Regions from separate parts of the Homo sapiens genome. Here all the other regions are linked to region 3. Evidence: chromatin contacts called from ENCODE Hi-C or POLR2A ChIA-PET data. All regions are on one chromosome and are shown on one strand. The core of a region is the stretch at or near the end of the contact, and the rest is flanking DNA. Distances in the headings are between cores, read along the strand shown.

Region 1 (3,415 bases), core at 194-2,693, 660 kb after region 3:
CCAAGATCGCACCACTGCACTCCAGCCTGGGAGAGACAGTGAGACTCTCTGTCTCAAAAAAAAAAAAAAAAAAAAAAAAAAAAGGGCAGTTCCACAGAGCTGCTCCCTGGAACTCCAAAGTTAATGAAAGACAAGATGCTGTGTAAACAGTGGCCACCTGGCAGCTCCAGGGCTGGGGCCCAGATGTGAGGATGGTGAGGCGTCAGGCTTTCATTTCCCAGCTTACTTTCTGCAGTTGCAACAACTTGCGAAGATGCAGATATTTCCAGTTAAGTGGGTTACAGGGAGGCAGTTTACTCAACTATAGAAATGGGAAATAGGCAGACATACACAAATGACGCAGCCGCCGTGCTTGTGAGCACCGATCTGCACCACAGCTATGTCCGCCCTCTGCCATCCCACTGGCCAGGTGGCCATCACTCCATGACTTTCATTTGTTCCCCACCCAACACCTCCCCCTAGACACCAAAAGCCCCTCCAAGGAGCAACTGCTCGGTGACATAAACAGTGCATCAAAATGGGAGGAACCAGAAAAGAAAAGATATCCTGGGTAGGAACTTGCCCTCCTCTACATAAACACAGAATTGGTTGCCTGTCATCCCCACTGAGATTGTCAGAACTTCTATTAGTTCCAGCCTTTTCTAAAAAGGAATGGAGACGTAGCATTTATGAATTTGGTTATATTCAATTTTCTGATAAATTAGAGATGGTTTCGTCTCCTCTTTCTAGGGGAAACATATCTTTAGTAACTGAGCAAATGCTGTCCACAGTGTTATTTTATAATTTTGAAATAACTCCACAGAGTTATTTTATAATTTTGAAATAACTCCACAGAGTTATTTTAAAAAGTGTTCGTTGAGACCTAGTCTCCTTTGAGGAATACATGCCACACCAACACGCGTCGTGTTGTGGGAAGTCCCCCCTCAATAGGACCATTGTCCTCTATGAGGACTGTCCAGGACTTCAGGGATGTTGCATTTGCACAGGCTGCAGTGTCGATGACTTGGACTCACCAGATGCAGCCTCAGTGTTCCCTGTGGCTGTGTGTAGGTTTCCTCTGCAAAGCTTGAAGTGGCAGACATGACCTCAGATTGAGTTCTTTTATGGAACTCTCACTGTCTTTAGTCTTTTATACTAAATCGCATCTCATTTGCAGGCTGGCAGGGTTTCTTTGCAGAGGCGCCTCTTTCAAGAGGCACATGCGTTCTATTTAGCCTAACAGGTGCTCCCTCGGCCACTGCAATGAAAAGGGTACAACAGGCAAATGAAGAACAGAAAGATAACAGGCCAGTTCACACCACGAGAGACAGCAGACTGCTTTTAAGCTTTAGAAACATGCATCTCCCTAAAAAAGCCTAGCCATACATTCTTTTCATCTGTTTGTGTCAGCTAGTCCCTGAGGACTTCTGCCCAAGGACTTTCCTTACTCCAGTTATTTCCACCCTTGAAAAACATAAAATCAACCTTGTACTTCTAAAATTGCATAATCAGAACTTCCTATGAATCATATATATGACCTCACTGAATTCAAATGAGTGATAAGTTATTAGATTTGGGGGAGGGCCGGGGAGAAAGGAGGTTGCAGTTTCAAAGCCCTTCACAGTTATCCATTCTAAAATAGTGATCTGCATGTCAGTCTCCTGACCTCAGCTTTCCCTAAGGGTGGGCTCTGTGGTGAGCTTGCTAGCAGGAGTACAGACCTTGCCTGGAAGCGGGGTCTCAGGGAGCCCGGCGGAGCCTCCACTGGGTCCTTCCCGGGGTGGTTGCCAGCCTGACTCTGGGAGCGCCTGGGTGATTCCTCCTTGGCCATCCCTGCGCCTCCCCGACCCTGTTGTGTTTGCCACTGAGAAACAGAGAGGAAAAAGTTTTGATCGTCATTTTGACTTAGGGTTCCCGCCTATCTGGGTTTCACTGCCAGTGGTCTCAGATGAACCCTGAGGGTGCATTTTCTCCTTAAGTCGTGCATAACCCTCAGCCTCCCCCGAGTCAGTTGACCTGTTGACCTGCCGCTGGGAACTCCCCTGGAAAGTTTTAGCTCATTGCTTTGGCTCTTGGGGTTCCAGCTGCCTCAGAGGAATCCTGAGTGCTTCTTAAGTTGTCCCCCTTCCCCAATGGGTTTTCTATAATGCCCAGTGCATTTCAGATGGTTCAAAGTGCCCATGCTGTCTTGGACCCTTCAGCAGAGATGGCAACACGTGGTGTCTGGGGTGCTTGTTTTGTTTGCTGAGGATGCCACAGCATAGGTGTGTGATGCTCGTGGCCCAGAGTGAAGCTCAGATTTGACAAATTCCAGGGCACCCTCTGAGCTGGCCAGTCTGTGGCTGTGCTCACAGCTCCCACTGAGTGTCCAGCTGCCAGCTCCTGTCATGCCAGGTACTTGAGGATTCCTAGCTTAGCTTATGACGTGGCCTCTAAACAGGACCTCATTTTTAAAATCACAGAAGTTTGTCTTTACTTTTGAGTCTTCAGCTCCACCTAGCGTGAGAGAAAGTCCGGGTCCAAACCACAGGACCACAACAACACACACAAAGTGAAGCCCGTCTCAATTCAGTCTAAACAACATGACTTTCAGCACACCTGCTCCTGGGTGTCAAGATAACCTCGAAAGTAATCAGAGAATGGACCTTTCTTATACCTGTGGCATCTGGCATTCTGAATTTTGAGAGCTGAACCATGCATGTTCTTTAAAAGAGGGAATACATTGCTAGATTTTTAGAGAGCTTTACTCTTCTGTCCAGATACCTCATGATATGACTCAATGATAAACTTTTTCTTTCAAAAAATGTTCAAGGGAATGAGAAAACAAAACTTAGTGTTATAGTTGTTTTCTATTTTTGAAACAGGGTCTTGCTGTGTTGCCCAGGCTGGAGTATGGTGGTACCATCACAGCTCACTGCAACCTCAAACTCCTGGGTTCAAGCGATCCTCCCACCTCAGCCTCCCAAGTAGCTGGGACTGCAGGTGCCTGCCACCATGCCCGGTTACATTATGTATTTTTTGTAGAGGCAGGGTTTCACTATGTTTCCCAAGCTGGTCTCAGACTTCTGGGCTCAAGTGATCCTCCCACCTTGGCTTCCCGAAGTGCTGGGATTACAGGCATGAGCCACCATACCCAGCAGAGATTTTTTTTAATGAAGAGAAAAAACTCTAACTTAAGAAACCTTAATGCGTCTATTTTGGTACTAAATGAAGATTTTCAAAACCTACCCTGGGAGAGAGTTTCAACAGTTGGTTCAGGTTGTCAACACCTGACCCCACGATCAATCATAAAAGCAACCCGACACTCATATCTTCTGTAGGAGAAGAGGTGCCCAGCATCCTCCGCAAATGATCCCTGCTGAAAAGGGGAACCTGCACCTAGGGCAGCCTCCAGCCCTAATGACTCACGTGGAGGAAACGTGGGGTTAGAAGAACA
Region 2 (3,346 bases), core at 730-3,229, 920 kb after region 3:
TGTTACAGCAGACTCATAGACTGAGACAGGCTGTATCCCCAAAGCTCCATAGAAGGATGAGATTTCTTTCTGTCTTTGCAGTTATTTTAGCTCATCCCCTTCTGGTTTAAGGCTTATTCAGTAACAGAACTGTTTTCTTTCTCTTCTACCTTTGTGGAAAGGTTTTCCAGGGTGGGGGTTTTGTTTTTAATATTTCCCCAACATATTTTATAATTCAAGAAAGATGTCGAAATATGCTTTTGATAATTAAAAGTATGTTAGCCCAAAGTAAAGGGGAAAAATGTATATTTAAAGTATACAGAGTATGCCGGGCATGGTGGTTCATGCCTGTAATCCCAACACTTTGGGAGGCCAAGGCAGGTGGATCATTTGAGGTCAGGAGTTCGAGACCAGCCTGGCTGACATGGTGAAACTCCGTCTCTACTAAAAATACAAAAATTAGCCGGGCGTGGTGGTACATGCCTGTAATCCCAGCTACTCCGGAGGCTGAGGCAGGAGAATTGCTGCCAGGAGGCGGCAACTGGACCTGGGAGGCAGAGGTTGCAGTGAGCCGAGATTGCACCACTGCACTCCAGCCTGGGCGACAGAGCGACTCCGTCTCAAGAAAAAAAAAAAGTATACAGAGTAAATGTAACTTTTTACTTTTAGTCTAGGACTGAACAATACTAAGTTTTAAAAAATCTATAATATGTCATTTTTGTACATTATATTTTGGAAATGTACAAAATATTAGGAAAAGTGGTAATTTTGGCAAATGTAGGAGGCAGTACATCTTACAGTTAAAGAGGTCAAGAGAGCAACCACTTCGCAGTCAGAGAAACCAAGCCTCACCCCAGTTCCAATACCTCTTCAATGTGTCATCTTAGGAAAGTTACTCAATCACTATTGAGCCCCGTGACATCTCACATGTGAGGTACAGTGTTAAGCAGCATTTTATGGGCATTATTTACTAAAATTGTTATAAGATCCAAGTTATCATTCCCATCTCAAAGATGAAGAAACCAGGACTCAAAGCAATAAAGTGACCTGCTCAGTGCTGTGAAGCTAAGAAGTGGTGGGGCCCAGGAATGACTGATCAGCAGGACCCCGGGACCCCGCAAAGGCCTCTTGATGTCACTAAACCCAGCAAAAAACATCTAGTTCCAAAACGGGTCATTTTTCAGTGCTCCATTGTCTCCCTGAGTTTCCTCACCTGTAAAACGGGTGTAAGTGCTCAGAATCCCTATAAGAACCAAATGAGGTTGTAACATTTCCCACAATGCCTGGAATGTAGGAATTATTCTGCATCCCTAAGTTGCCACTTAAGAGATAAAAGAAATCAGCAAAAGGCTTTCAAAAATAAATGGTCCTTTGAAGTATGAAAATTCAAATCCAGGAAACTCACCAAGCATGGCCAAGGTGCGCATGATCATATACAGTTGGTCCACAGCTATACCTGGAAACAAAGTTAAAATCCATCGTGTGGAACATATTTGCAAGAAAGGACATTCGATTCTGAGTTATAATGATCATATAATTTTTAAAGTAATCACTTCTGGGGGATGAATAGCCGGGGTTTTCATACTTGCTCAATTCACACCCAAACCTGCAAAAGCACCGCGCACCCCCAGCTTCTAGAACGGCGCCCTCCATGCAGCTTCCTAAACGCCCTCCCCGAGCCCAGATCCCGTTCAGCCGTGGGAAGTCTCCGCCACGATCGGCCCCCGCCCGTGCCCCAGTCCCGCGCGGCCCACCAGGAGGCGGCTTCGGCGTGCGCCACGATTAGGGGTTCCTTCCTCCCGGTGAGGCTGTTGTACACCTGCACACCCGTCTCCCGGCCCGTGGGCTGCAGCCAGGCCCGCCCGCGCCCCCCGCTCGCCGCCCGGCCCGCAGGCCAGTGCCACCCAGCCCGCCCAAGGCCCAGCGCGGCCTGGAGCAGCGGGGGGCCCAGGCCTGGGCCGCGCGTAGTCCTCAACATGTCAGCGGCCAGCGCCTACGACTGGGCGGAGACGGGAGCCACGCCGGGTACGCTGCCGGTCGCTCAAGAGCAGCACGGCCCCGCCCCGCCCCGCCCACGCCCTTGGGGCCACGCCCACTCCCGGAAGCAGTCCTCAGGTAGCGCCTCCCTTTGGCCTGGCTCGAGTCGCCCGCGGCAAGGGTGGAGAACCAGGGCCCGAAGAGGTTGGGGCGGGGAAGGCCCGGGGTGGAGGGAGGAGGGCGGTGCCGCGCCGGGAGGCCGTGGGAAGAGGCGGTACCGTGCCGATCTCCTCTCCTTATTAGCCCAGGTCCTGCGAGGCGTCCGTGTGCGCGCGGTACCAGCCTGGAGCTGTGTCCGCCGCGCGGGAGGAGCGTTTACAGTGCAAGCTTCTGTTGCCGGGCCCTGGCCTGTTAGCGAAGCACGTGTGCATCCCAGCACAGCCCACGTCAGCACGCTAATACACAGTGTCCACCCCAGAACACACGTCAGCACCCCAATACAGTGTGCACCCCAATACAGTGTGCACCCCAAACACACATCTGCGCCCCAATACAGTGTGCACTGCAGCACACCGTTAGCATCCCAACACAGTGCACCCCGATACACAATGTGCAACCCAACACACAGTCTGCACCCCAAGAAGTGTGCACCCCAATACACAGTATGCACCCCAGCACACACATCAGCATCCCAATACAGTGTGCACCCCAATACAGTGTGCACCCCAGCACACACATCTGCACCCCAATAGTGTGCACTGCAGCACACCATCAGCATCCCAACACAGTGCACCCCGATACACAGTGTGCAACCCAGCATACAGTCTGCACCCCAATACACAGTATGCACCCTAGCACACACCACATCAGCATCCCAATACAGTGTGCACTCCAATACAGTGTGCACCCCAGCACACACCATGTCTGCACCCCAGTACAGTGTACACCCCAATACAGTGTGCACCCCTAATACACTGTGCACTCTAACACACACCATGTCTGCACCCCAGTACAGTGTGCACCCCAACACAGCACATGTGCATCCCAGCAAACACTGTCTGCATTCCAATGCAATGTGCACCTCAATAGAGTGTGCGCCCCCACACATCTACACCCCAATACAGTGTGCACCCCAATACACAGTGTGCAACCCAACACACACCATGTCTGCACTCCAATACACAGCATGCCTCCCCCACCATGATCCCGTATCTTGAGAACAAAAACATTCTGAAAGTTACTCACAATAGCTTGACAAACGTGCCTCTATTGGGCCAGGCGCAGTGGCTCACACCTGTAATCCCAGCACTTTGGGAGGCTGAGGCGGATGGATCACCTGAGGTCAGGAGTTCGAGACCAGCCTGACCAATATGGTGAAACCCCGTCTCTA
Region 3 (3,744 bases), core at 208-2,707:
CCGACGATTGGCTCTTACTGCGCGGCCGGAACTCGAAGAGCTCCTTGAGCGCCTTCATGGCCTCCAGGATGGTCTCGTGGATGTTCTGCGCCACCACCGAGTCGTCCGCCTGCATCCACAGCTCGCCGGGGCCTGTGACGGCCGAGCGGCCCACCTCGATGAAGAAGAAGCTGTCCGAGTGGCCGCAGCGGCGGATGTTCATGAGCTGCAGCGTCACCGACGGCTGCTCGCAGTTGAGCTTCACGAAGCCGATGGTGCGCGCAGACAGGCACAGACGGTACACCCCCGTCAGGTTCTTGCTCTGGCCCAGACCCTTGGGCTTCAGGTTCACCTGCCACACCTCACGGTAGGCGGCCGTGGCGGGAGCCACCAGCCCGTAGCTGTCCTCGGCCCCGGCGGCGCCGGCAGAGCCGCCCAGGGCGCCGGGCAGGGAGGCGCTGCAGGACGCGGCGGGCGCGGCGGCGGGGGGCGCGTCTCCGGCGGCCGCGCGGCCCTCGCTGACCAGGTCGGTGAGCGCGCGGTACCAGCCCTCCTGCTCCTGCTCGTTCTCGGCGGCCACGGCGAAGTACTCGTCCTTGGTGTAGAGGGCGATCAGGTACTTGTGCTTGGCGTCGGCGCGCTTGTTGATGTTCAGGCAGCAGTCGAGAGCGATCACCCGTTTCGGCGCGCCTGCCTTGCTCCGCCACTTTTTCTCGCTCTCGTAGTACTCGAGCCGCGGCGGTTGCGGCGCCGACCCCCCGCCCGCCGTCGCCTCGTCGCCGCCCGCGCCGGGTCCGCGCAGCACGAAGAAGCGCTTGTGGCCATGCTTCTGCTTGCGCAGGTAGCCGCACTTGCGCACGCTGTGGTTGTTGTTGTTGTTGTTGTTGTTGAGGTTGGGGCCGTCTCCGCTCGCCGGCCCGGGCGGCCCGTGCCGCGGCGGGCTCGCCATCGCGGGCGCTTCAGGCCGCGCGGCCCGGGCCCGGCGCCCAGGGGTTGGGGCGAGGGGCGGAGGGGGCGCGGGCGGGGGCGGCTCCCTCCCACCCTTGCGCCCGGCCGCCCGCCCGATCACGCGTCCCTCGGGCCCAGGCGGTGGGGAAGGTCCGGGGAGGCCCGCGGGGGCCAGCACCGCTCGGCGGCGCCGCGCCCTCCGCGCTCTGGGGCTCCTGAGGATGCCCGGCGCGGGCGGTGGCCGCCCCCCTCCCCGGCTGCCTGCGGCCGCTGCCTCCTCGGGCTCTCGGGCGGCGCCGGGGGACGCGCTCGCTGGGCCGGGAGTCGGGGTCCCCGAGCCGCGGGGCCGAGCCTAAGGCGCGCGCGGCCGCACCGGGGCTGCTGCCGCCGCGTCGCGCTCCGGGAAGCCGGGGTGCGCCCGGGCGCTCGGGGTCCGCGCCGCCGCCGGGGCTGCTGCTGCTGCTGGTGTTGCTGCTGCTGCTGCCAACGGCGACCCGGGCTCGTCGCGGTCCCCGCCGCACAGTGAGTAACACATCGCGCACCGAGTGACTGAACTAAGAAGAGCAAAACAACATGTGACTCGGCGTTACGCAGGCACACACAGCGCGGCCGCCCCGCCCCGCTGCCTCGCATTGGCGCCGCGCCCCCCGACGGACGGCGCGCTCGGCCAATCGGCGCGGCGCTCGCGGGGGCGGGCCGCGCGCCCCCGCCCCGCCCCCCTTTCTCCCCGGGCCGCGTTTCCCGCCGTCCCCTCCCCCTCCCGCGAAGGCCCCGGCCCGGCCGGGCGGGGTGGGGCGGCCCCGGCCTCATTAATCAGCGGCTTGTTGTGGATGCCGGCGGAGGAGATGCCACCCAGGGCGGGAAAAGGGGCGCGGAAGAGGGGCGGGGCGGGCCACGGCGCGCAGGGCCCTTCCCTCCCGCCTCGGACTCAATTAATTGGGCTTGAGCTTCCGCCGGGGAGGGGGCGCCGGGCGGGGCCGCGGCTGGGCGGGGCGGGGGATCGGGATCGGCGGCGGGGGCTGCGGCCTTGCAGTGGAAGCATGGGCGGCGAGCCGGGCCGTGCTCTCGGGGCGCGGGGTCCCCATTTTGGGCGAGGGCGGCCGCTCCCGCGCTCGGGGTGGGCGCGCCCCATCCCCGTCCCCCGTTTCCCGTCCCCGTCTCCCGGCCGCATCTCCGTCCCCCCGCAGCCGCGAAACGCGGGGAGGTTCCAGGGCCCGCGGCCGCGGGTTCGCGAGCACCGCGCTCCAGATCGAGAGCGGCGCGCGCCCTTCCGTGGAGGACAGAGGGGCGCGGAGGGGGCGCCTGTGTCCCACCCGCTCGCGGGCGCTTTACGGGGCGTCCTCTGCGCCATTCACTTGTCAGCTTGTCGGGAAGTTGAAATCGCGTTTGGGAGGTAATAGGAGAAAGAGATCGGGGACGGCAGGCGGAGAAAGTGCGGTTTCCATAGCGCCGGGGAGAGGGCGGACCCGCGAGCCAGCGGTCCCTGAGCCGGGAGACCGCGCGGGCGTCTCTCCAGCCCCCGCAGGAGCGCCGCCTTCCTTCCGCAGGGGCGTCCTCTCCCCCCACCGCTGCAGGAGCACCCCCTTCCTTCCTCGGAAGCGTCCTCTCACCACACCGCTTCAAGAGCCCCCCCTTCCTTCCACAGGGGCGTCCTTTCCCCCTCCGAGGCAGGAGCGCCCCTTTTCCCCCCACAGGAGCGCCCTCCCCACCCCAGGAGCGCCCTGCGCCCAGCAGACGGGCAGGTGGGCGGGCGTCCACTACCTGTGTGCGCGGTGCGGGCGGTGACTGCCAAGTTGGAGATGCCCTTGGAGAACTGCTTCGAATTCATGTATCTACTGGGCTTTTGTGACTTTCAAAGCCTATAGCAAATAAGCACCCCTGCAATTACGTCTCCTCAATGACCAAGTCAGGGTGAGGTGAGGGCTTCCTGAGTTCAGATCCCAGCAAGCTCCCGATCCTGCGCAACGAAGAAAACTCAACAAAACAGGCTTTGGCTGTTTATTTTATTTTTTTTTTAATTGTGCCTTCATGAAATAATTTACAGCAATAATTTATCTTATAATATTGGTTATTGTTTTTAAGTCCCGGATGTTTACTTTTGGATGTCCTCTATAATTCATAGAAGTATCTTAAAAGTAATAAAATCTTAATCTAAGAGAAAATAAGTGTAATTTTTGAAAGAGTGATATATATTTTAATATGTTTTTGTAACATGTGACTTGAAGATTGTGTTGGCTAATTTTATGTGCCAAGAGAGCCCTGACTAGTACAAAGATTATAGCGTTTTTATTTTTAGCATGTATACAGTTAGGATTATTGATCAGTAGCCTGAATTTGGGAAGAATAATCATTGTGGCAAATATCACCCAGTGTGCCTCAAAAAGGTGTGTTTAAAGTTGATCTTCCATTTTTAAATCATACCTTAAAAAAAAATACCTCAAGAAATGCCATTTTAAGTCTGTGCACCTATGTGTGCATGTGTGCGTGTTTGTTTATATAATAGATTGTGTGATTGTGTGTGTATAGGTATGTGTGTATGATTGTGTGTGTTGGGGGCGCCACCTTTATGAACATTATGCTTCGGCGTTCTTTTTAGATCTTGTTACCTTTTCTTACGTTCACAAATGTTGCCTAGCAATATGTCTAGTCAGGAAAGATGAAGGGATTCTTATCTTGGTGCTTGAAGAAAATGTGGTGTAGTTTTATTGGCTTTGTGATCACTTACATCCCACTTTTATGAGGATGTAAATGGGCCACCTCTATGTTCCTGTATGTTGCCAGCCATCAGTAGACAATGCTAAAGGAACCACCACTTTT
Region 4 (3,619 bases), core at 1,055-3,554, 550 kb after region 3:
GGCCCTCTGGGCTCAGGTGCAGACATTCATGGATCCTGTTCATTGATCCTGTGGTTGGGAGTCTGCTGACCTCCTCCACTGCCTGCAACCGTGTCTCCAACACAGGCGACTCCTGAGTTCTCTTTGTAATGCTTCAGCCATGGCTCCTGCTGTGGTTTGGCTCTGTCCCCACTCAAATCTCATCTTGAATTGTAGCTCCCATAATTCCCACATGTTTTGAAAGGGACCCAGTGGGAGGTAACTGAATCATGAGGGCGGTTTCCCCCATACTATTCTTGCGGTAGAGTAAGTCTCATGAGATCTGATGGTTTAATAAGGGGAAACCCCTTTTGCTTGGTTATCACTCTCTCTTGTCTGCCACCATGTAAGACGTGCCTTTTGCCTTCTGCCATGATTGTGAGGCCTCCCCAGCCACATGGAACTGTGAGTCCTTTAAACCCCTTTTTCTTTATAAATTATCCAGTCTCACTTATGTCTTTATCAGCAGCATGAAAATGGACTAATACAGCTCCCTTGGTGCCCAAAGTGGTGACTGAGCTCCAGTTTCTTGTCCCTGATGTCCACTCTGGCTGATCCAAACCCATCACATGACAAGGCTTGGCCACCCATCTCCAAGGTGGTGACATTTTACTCTCAAACTGAAGAAGATAAAATTCTGGGATCCAAAATTACTAGATGCCTTTCTTCTATGGAGTTTAAACTACTTCACATATACTATTTCACTATCCTCACACCACGTTTTTGAAACAAGGGTGGGAAACAGATAGTTGTGGCACACACTGTTCAAAGTTTCCACAAGATCCTGGAAGTCTGCTCCCCTGTAGTGTGCTTTGCAAAAAGAAGACTCTCGTGGGCTTCTGTTGGCAATGTAGACTCATCCAGTCTCCTGTGGATGGCCACTTCATTACTTCTAACCCACCTTTCCCCCCAGAGCTGACATATGTGAAAATGAAGACTGCAAAAATTTGCCTCTATGTATCTTCTTGGAGTTTTTTGATTTTTAACTTTTTTAGTCTCGGCTATTTTGAACTATTTTCTCCACTGCTCTAATACATTGAAGTAGAGAATTGAGAGTAGGCCATTTCCTCTTTTCCTGGAAAATATTCTGATGGCTCTCTTTGATAATTTGTCTGATTGTCTCAAGCATAACTGATCTTTCATGAACACGCAGGGAATCATAATGGCGCTGCACTCGGAAAGTTGAGTATAATGGTGCTATTCATGAAAATAGATGAATTCAAAAAAATGGGAAGCGAATATCAAAATGAAGTTGGACAAGTAGGTTTTTATAGGCTCCATAAAACAAAATGCATCTTAGAAGAGGCCTGGGAGGTGGGATAACAATAGCGGCCGCTGGAGGAGGGCTCCTGCGCGCTGCCCAGGGCTGGGCTTTCTTTCTGATCCTTACGACGACCTGGCCTAGTAGGCCTCATTTCATCTGTAAAGGACTATGTTGTGGAGGAAAGAGTTAAACATACTGTTGTTCCCTTTCCTGGGGAAAGGGGGTCCCTTTTTATCTGCATCAGGGGTTTTGCTTGGGGAATATAGGAGGCAGGACATGGACCTCAGGGGGTGGCATCTCATCTGCAAGCAGCTCATCTGGGAGCTTCCTTCCCGAGGATGTTTGAACATATTATATACAGAGCCTTGACCCCAGGGCCTTATTCCTGAAGCTTTCGTTGATCAGCTTCTGGGAAGCCTCCAGCAAAGGCAGTTCTTCCTCTGCTCCCTCTGAAGCAGTTCATGGGAAGAGTCACCACATTCAGCCTGGGGCTGGCATCCTCTGGACAACATCCATTCCCACGTGGCCTGGGTTGCCTCTGTGCTCCTTCACGGGACACTCACACCAGTTCCTATACAGGTTACATCAGAAGTTCCCAAATGTTGCTCTGGGTACTGCACTGGTTAGCAATGCAGTTTTCAAAGTTCCAAGGAGAAATGAGGGGAAATGAGGAAAACAGACTGCGTTTATCTATGGATGCTGATGCTGTTTTGTACACGTAGGACGTATAATATATGCTCACTGCATTCAATCCGTAAGCCTGTAGGCCAGTGACAGTTGCAGTCCTGGCGCTCTGATTCCGCGGTTCTGGAATGGGGCATGGGCGCCGGAAGTTTTAGAAGCACCCGGCATGATGCTGATCACAGCCAAGTTTGGAAACCACTGGGCTCGTGTGAAGGACACTGTACCCTGCTGTTTGGAATCATAAACGTAAGATTTAAAATGGGCTTTCCTAACTAATAAGTGCCAGTGAGGGCTCAACAGCTGATGGGCAGTGGAGTCCAGAGTGATGGTCCCAGCAAGCGTTCCAGCGGCATCTGCCAAGGCTGGAAGCTGTTGCCAGGCTCGAGCCAGAGCAGCATGGGCAGGAAGCTCCTGATGGGCAGTGGAAGTGAGATTGGACCAGCGTCAGAGGGCGGATGTACTGGTGGCAGGCTCAGAGAGGGTTGCCTTGGGATTCACAAAGCATGGCCCATGGTGTCCAGACTGGGGGCTTTTGAAGGCTTAGGCTGATGTTCCCCCTTAGCCACACCCTTGCTATCCAAAAGGTCCTGCTCCACATCTGACCGCAAGCAGCCCTCTGACACAGTGCTGGAGGCTCTAAGAATCTGAAGTCTGCCTGTCCCAGGGAAGTCCCTGCAGCAGGTTCTGCTGTGTGTGTCTGTGTCCCCAAGACATTTTTCAGGACAGCTTTGGGAAAAGCACTTTTTAACTGTTAAAAATAGAGAGAGCATTGATACTTGTGAAGATATATGTACTCACTAAAATATATGCAGTGAGCATATATTCACTAAATGAACATGCATTGAAAGTAAACAGCATGATGCCAAGGGCTTGAAGTTCCTTTTCTTGTTGCTTTGTAGGTTAATGAGGCCAGGGGTGTGGATTAACAGTATTCTGGAATCACACAAAACTCTCCAAAGGAACCATTTATGCCACCGTGATAGGAACTGCGTATTGCTCACTTGGATCCTAAGCTGATTTTTAAATTAGATCTTTCCGTGATCCCTTGTTGAGTCTGTTTCATGTGCATTTTATTATATTCTATAAATATTTCACTAGTTGTTTCTAATAATTAGAGAAAAAGTGTCTTTCATCAATTTAAGAGAGAAGGGAATAGTCTGTTAAGGCTGAGCAGTTACTGCATATGAAGGCTCCAATGGTGAGCTTCTACCATTAGCTGGCAAAAAAGAGCAAAAATGCAATGGAAAACAGTGAGGGAGAGAGAGAGAGAAAGAGAGAGAGAGGAGAGAGGCACAGTTACTGAGCCATGTGGCCAACTATTAAAACTAGGAGAAAAGACACAGAAAATGTTGTGTGTGGGGGGGGGTGGGGGTAAAATGCTCCCCCTGAAGAGCACTGAGGCTCTAGGGAGCCCGTTAAACCCAGATAATTCTACTAGAGCAGGAGGGAGCTGGCCTGGGCCTTCCCAGTTAGCACTCACTGAAAACAACGGGCCTCTGCCGAGAAGCTAAACCTGGGACCCCAGGGATGGTTTATCTGGAAGATTAGGGGAGAAACGTGCAAGGCAGCCAAGGCAATCCAGCCATCTCTGCAGCTGGGAAAAGGAGTGATTGTTTTCCTGAGCTGCTAGCCTGGATTTGCAGAAGGAAAGAA
Region 5 (3,581 bases), core at 58-2,557, 540 kb before region 3:
TTAGATGCTGCTGCATTGCACATTTTAAATACAGACTGCCATTAAAGCCATTCTAATTAGACAGATAGTGTCACTTTTTTCAAGTTTATTTGTTATGTACTTGTTTCATCTATAATGACCTTTTCCCTCTGATTATTCTGAGAAAAGAAAAAAAAATATTCAAAGTGAATGAGTTGCTAACTGATAAATTGCAAAGGAAAAACGTGGCTTCTTGTTGCAATCAATTAATCCATATTTTGAGCACTTATGACATGGTAGATTATATAGTTTGGCTCTGTGTCCCCACCCAAACATCATCTCAAATTGTAATCCCCATAATCCCCATGTGTTGAGGGAGAGACCTGGTGGGCAGGTGGTGATTGGATCATGGGGGCAGTTCCCCCATGCTATTTTCATGATACTGAGTGAGTTCTCATGAGATCTGATGGTCTTATAAGCAGCTCTTCTCCCTTTACTCATTTGCTGTCTCTCTCTCTCACCTGCTACCATGTAAGACGTGCCTTTGCTCCTCTCTCACCTTCCTCCGCAATTGTAAGTTTCCTGAGGCTTCTCCAACAGTGTGAAATTCTGAGTCAATTAAACCTCTTTTCTTTATAAATTACCCAGTCTCAGGTATTTATTTATAATACAGTGTGAAAACGGACTAACACAGTAGACTTGCAAGAGTCCTGCGGTTCACAAAACCAAGAAGTCCAGAGCTCCAGATCATGGGTACGTAACAATCTGGACTGTTGAGTAAAAGAATAATAGCAGTAAGGCTATTGTTCTAGACCAAAATCTAGCCATTACGAGAACATGTTGCTTGGAGATGAGATTAAATAACTGATAGAACACAGAGGAGGAGGAAGGGTACATCCCAGTTTGCCATGTGCCATGAAAACTTCGGAGAAGTGAAGATCAATTACGACTGATGAGATAATTTAATGCAAAGAGCCAGGTAAAACGTCTGCAAGCATTTTAAAACTGTGTATGCGGGACACCAAAGAAGAAATAATGTCCTTTTGAATAAGCAATTAGAGAAATGCATTAACAACTAATGAAGGAGTGAATTATTTTGTGCGAGCTCAGATGTTTTTTAAGCTACCTTTGGTGGTTTTCATCCACCTCCGCATTTAATCTCATCTCAGGGTACCAAGTGTGTTTCTGTGCTCCTCCCCTGGCTTTATCTGAGAGGACAAGTGGGCCTGGTTCATCCAGATCTGAACTCCCCTTTTTGCACTAATCCCAAACCCAGTAGCAACAAAAATGCTTTCTTTTTGACCAGATGGAAATCCGAGGCTAGCCTAGGACATGACATGCATTTTAATCCAATGACTCAGCATAGGAGGACTGGATCAACCCAACTCTAGTGAAACCAGGTCTCTCTTTCCTGCTGTATACATTGGGAGGGTGATCAAAATCTGTCCACCTTATTTTAAATCAGCTGTGGGTCACCACCACACTGTTTCCATGAGGTCATTTCTTGTTCATCATCCACTAAGGCGTTTGCCACGAGCAGCAGTAAAAAGCACAAAGGACAGAAAGCCCTCGAAAGGAGAAAATGAAATGCAACACAGCCAGCTCACATACTTTCCATGCCACAATCCCCACCACCTAACATTCCGTTCTCGTCGATGAGGAAACAATAGAATGTACAGCCCTGTCACTGTCGCTATTAATAACTTGGAGGGCTTCCAGAACCACACGGGTTCAGGGGAATATGCTGTCCTTAGCAGTCACATCAATGCTTAGGTATCTCTTCATGAGACTGTGCCTCTGTGTCTCCTGCCTGCCATGTGTGAAAGTTCTAATTTTCAAGTCACACATAAGCCCTGATTAGTGGTGATAAGGCAATAAGGAGGACCGGTTTTTTTGAGACTATGAAACCACAAAGAACTCTGAGTTCCAAAACACTCTATTAGCACTTTCCAGTCCTATTTTAGAAAACCAATGGGAAAAATGTAAAATGGAGTGGGCTGGGAAATTTTTTCATCAAAGTATAATTGTAATTTTAAGTAGGAGTTTTGTATTTAAAGCCCTTAATGGCAAGCGTGATTAAGAGAAGCTTGGCTTCACTGTTTACAGCAAACCTTGATTAAATACAAACAAGCAAATGAAACAAAAAAGAAAAGAAAAATGAAAAGAAAAAAATCTTTCTGGAGTGTCCTGGGGTCCTTAGCCAGGAGAATTATCTTGGAGGGGAAAAAAAAAATCCATGGAGTCAGCCATCTGTCTCTATCCCCTTCCTTCCTATTTTCTTCAATTCTTTGTCCATCTGTATGATTTGCCTACACTGGTCTGTCTTTTGAATTTCAGCTTTTCAAAAAGCAGATACCACACCAGCTTATTTTATTTTCAGCATCTATCACTGCAGGCTTTATTAAATGTTAAGGAATAATAAGACCTATTATTGCACTGCGACTCCCTGGGATTTTTTGTAAGTCAGTAAGGCCCAGTGTCATGTGTTTGCATTTTCTCTGGGCTGTAGATGCCAGGAGACCAGGACCATTAAAAGAGGAGGGAGAGAAAGGGAAGGTTGGCGGGTTATTATGCACTCTTGGGGGTTTCTTTCCTACAACGCTTTCCCCTGCTCCCTTCTGTTCCCGCTTCTATAAAAGGAGTAAGCACACAACAACCGTCATATAAACCAACATCAGAAAAGCAAAAAGAATTCATCTGTCAAGAAGAAAGAGAAAATCTGTTACGGTTACGAATGGTTATAGCAAAGTGAGTAAGGAGAAGAATGTTGGCAATAAATGGGAACTTATTTTATTGCAGAGGGTCCAGCTCTGTGCTAAGGGAAAATCTGCAAAGTCTTAAAGAAGCAGAAGCATGATGGAGTGAGTAGGTAACACTTACCTGACAGCCTAACACATGGCAGGTGGTATTTGGGGAATGAGTCTGTAGACGGGCAAGGCTACGGAGAGCAAACTCAATGTCGCCACATGGATTGGAGAAGGGTCTGTGGGAAAGTTCACTCTCATGGAAAACAGTTCTTATAATTATGAAATAGTTTCATTGTTCTGATTGAAATTGAGCTGAGTTTACTGCCTCCCCCTTCTCATTTTCTTTCTTCATCTTTCTCCCACTTCTCTTCCTCCGTTCCCTTCCCTTTCTTCTTCTTCCTAACTGCCCATACAAGTAGCCATCGTCTGCTGCATAATATCATTAATTCAAAATGATCTTTCTTATTTCAAATAGGAAATGTCACTTTGAATTAATGTGAACTATGTCTCCTATCATCCTTTTTACCTGACAATAATATAAGGCCATGTGTGACTCTCTTTATTTTCTTATGTTCATGGATTTTAAATAAATTCTTTTCTCTCTTAGAAAACCATCTATTGGAGGGTGGTATCAGGTTCTCCCTAGTTTTGCACTTTGCTTCTTACCACCTCTTCCTCACCTATATTTGATTTTGTTTACTATTTAAAAACAATTTGACTGTCTCCTTCTCTGGTGATTTTCCAACACATATCTTTTCCCCACCTCTAGACCATGTGAGGTACATCAATATGTATCAATTATTGCACTTAGCATGTGAGATTACAATCTATTCATTTGTTTTGTATTTTGGTGAGTGGAGGTGTTGTAACACTGGA

The links. A loop is a pair of places that touch in the nucleus more often than their neighbours do. ChIA-PET counts read pairs that join two places held with the same protein, here RNA polymerase II (POLR2A). Pooled maps may share reads with other maps.
Region 1: a map of PC-9 shows a loop between it and region 3 (5-fold over the local background). The contact joins the enhancer-like site here to the promoter of IRS2 in region 3. A Hi-C loop is called at or near these places in 1 of 168 maps with a recorded cell type or tissue (PC-9), 1 of 37 single-sample maps with no recorded cell type and 10 of 50 pooled maps.
Region 2: a loop to region 3 is called in a map of sciatic nerve, with 6 times the contacts of the local background. The contact joins the promoter of CARS2 here to the promoter of IRS2 in region 3. A Hi-C loop is called at or near these places in 8 of 168 maps with a recorded cell type or tissue (B cell, CD4-positive, alpha-beta T cell, CD4-positive, alpha-beta memory T cell and 4 more), 7 of 37 single-sample maps with no recorded cell type and 26 of 50 pooled maps. POLR2A ChIA-PET finds 5 or more read pairs at or near these places in 3 of 52 experiments (CD4-positive, alpha-beta T cell, H1 and Panc1).
Region 4: POLR2A ChIA-PET joins it to region 3 with 11 read pairs in A673. The contact joins the enhancer-like site here to the promoter of IRS2 in region 3. A Hi-C loop is called at or near these places in 1 of 168 maps with a recorded cell type or tissue (naive thymus-derived CD4-positive, alpha-beta T cell) and 6 of 50 pooled maps. POLR2A ChIA-PET finds 5 or more read pairs at or near these places in 1 of 52 experiments (A673).
Region 5: a loop to region 3 is called in a map of ascending aorta, with 3 times the contacts of the local background. The contact joins the enhancer-like site here to the promoter of IRS2 in region 3. A Hi-C loop is called at or near these places in 10 of 168 maps with a recorded cell type or tissue (HepG2, IMR-90, aorta and 7 more) and 10 of 50 pooled maps. POLR2A ChIA-PET finds 5 or more read pairs at or near these places in 2 of 52 experiments (MCF 10A and PC-3).

Annotation. Positions count from the first base shown.
Region 1 is chr13:110,442,033-110,445,447 of GRCh38, forward strand. The region is part of intron 16 of COL4A2 (collagen type IV alpha 2 chain); the gene reads left to right. Among named protein-coding and RNA genes, the nearest start is that of COL4A2-AS2, 20 kb to the right of the region's middle. RefSeq lists enhancers at 2,461-2,510, 2,581-2,770. Within about 2 kb of position 1,444, at least 10 of the 41 ENCODE cell types and tissues checked have a DNase peak (open chromatin) inside an H3K27ac peak, as active enhancers do.
Region 2 is chr13:110,704,137-110,707,482 of GRCh38, forward strand. CARS2 (cysteinyl-tRNA synthetase 2, mitochondrial) reads right to left here and starts at 1,980. Exons shown (of 15, transcript NM_024537.4): 1 at 1,734-1,980; 2 at 1,385-1,435. The coding sequence starts at 1,957. RefSeq lists a silencer at 1,788-2,347 and enhancers at 2,398-2,777, 2,788-2,907.
Region 3 is chr13:109,785,126-109,788,869 of GRCh38, forward strand. IRS2 (insulin receptor substrate 2) reads right to left here and starts at 1,458. Exons shown (of 2, transcript NM_003749.3): 1 at 1-1,458. The coding sequence starts at 928. It overlaps LOC124903211 (WAS/WASL-interacting protein family member 1-like), which reads left to right and starts at 1,959. Exons shown (of 2, transcript XM_047430835.1): 1 at 1,959-2,320; 2 at 2,475-3,744. The coding sequence starts at 1,968. The coding sequence ends at 2,712. RefSeq lists an enhancer at 1-594 and silencers at 1,436-1,665, 1,686-1,855.
Region 4 is chr13:110,335,112-110,338,730 of GRCh38, forward strand. All of the region lies in intron 3 of COL4A2 (collagen type IV alpha 2 chain), which reads left to right. Among named protein-coding and RNA genes, the nearest start is that of MIR8073, 4.0 kb to the right of the region's middle. RefSeq lists an enhancer at 3,047-3,548. Within about 2 kb of position 2,305, at least 7 of the 41 ENCODE cell types and tissues checked have a DNase peak (open chromatin) inside an H3K27ac peak, as active enhancers do.
Region 5 is chr13:109,242,189-109,245,769 of GRCh38, forward strand. No RefSeq gene overlaps it. Among named protein-coding and RNA genes, the nearest start is that of LINC03061, 22 kb to the right of the region's middle. Within about 2 kb of position 1,308, at least 12 of the 41 ENCODE cell types and tissues checked have a DNase peak (open chromatin) inside an H3K27ac peak, as active enhancers do; they include IMR-90, PC-3, ascending aorta and 2 more, where a contact is called at or near this core.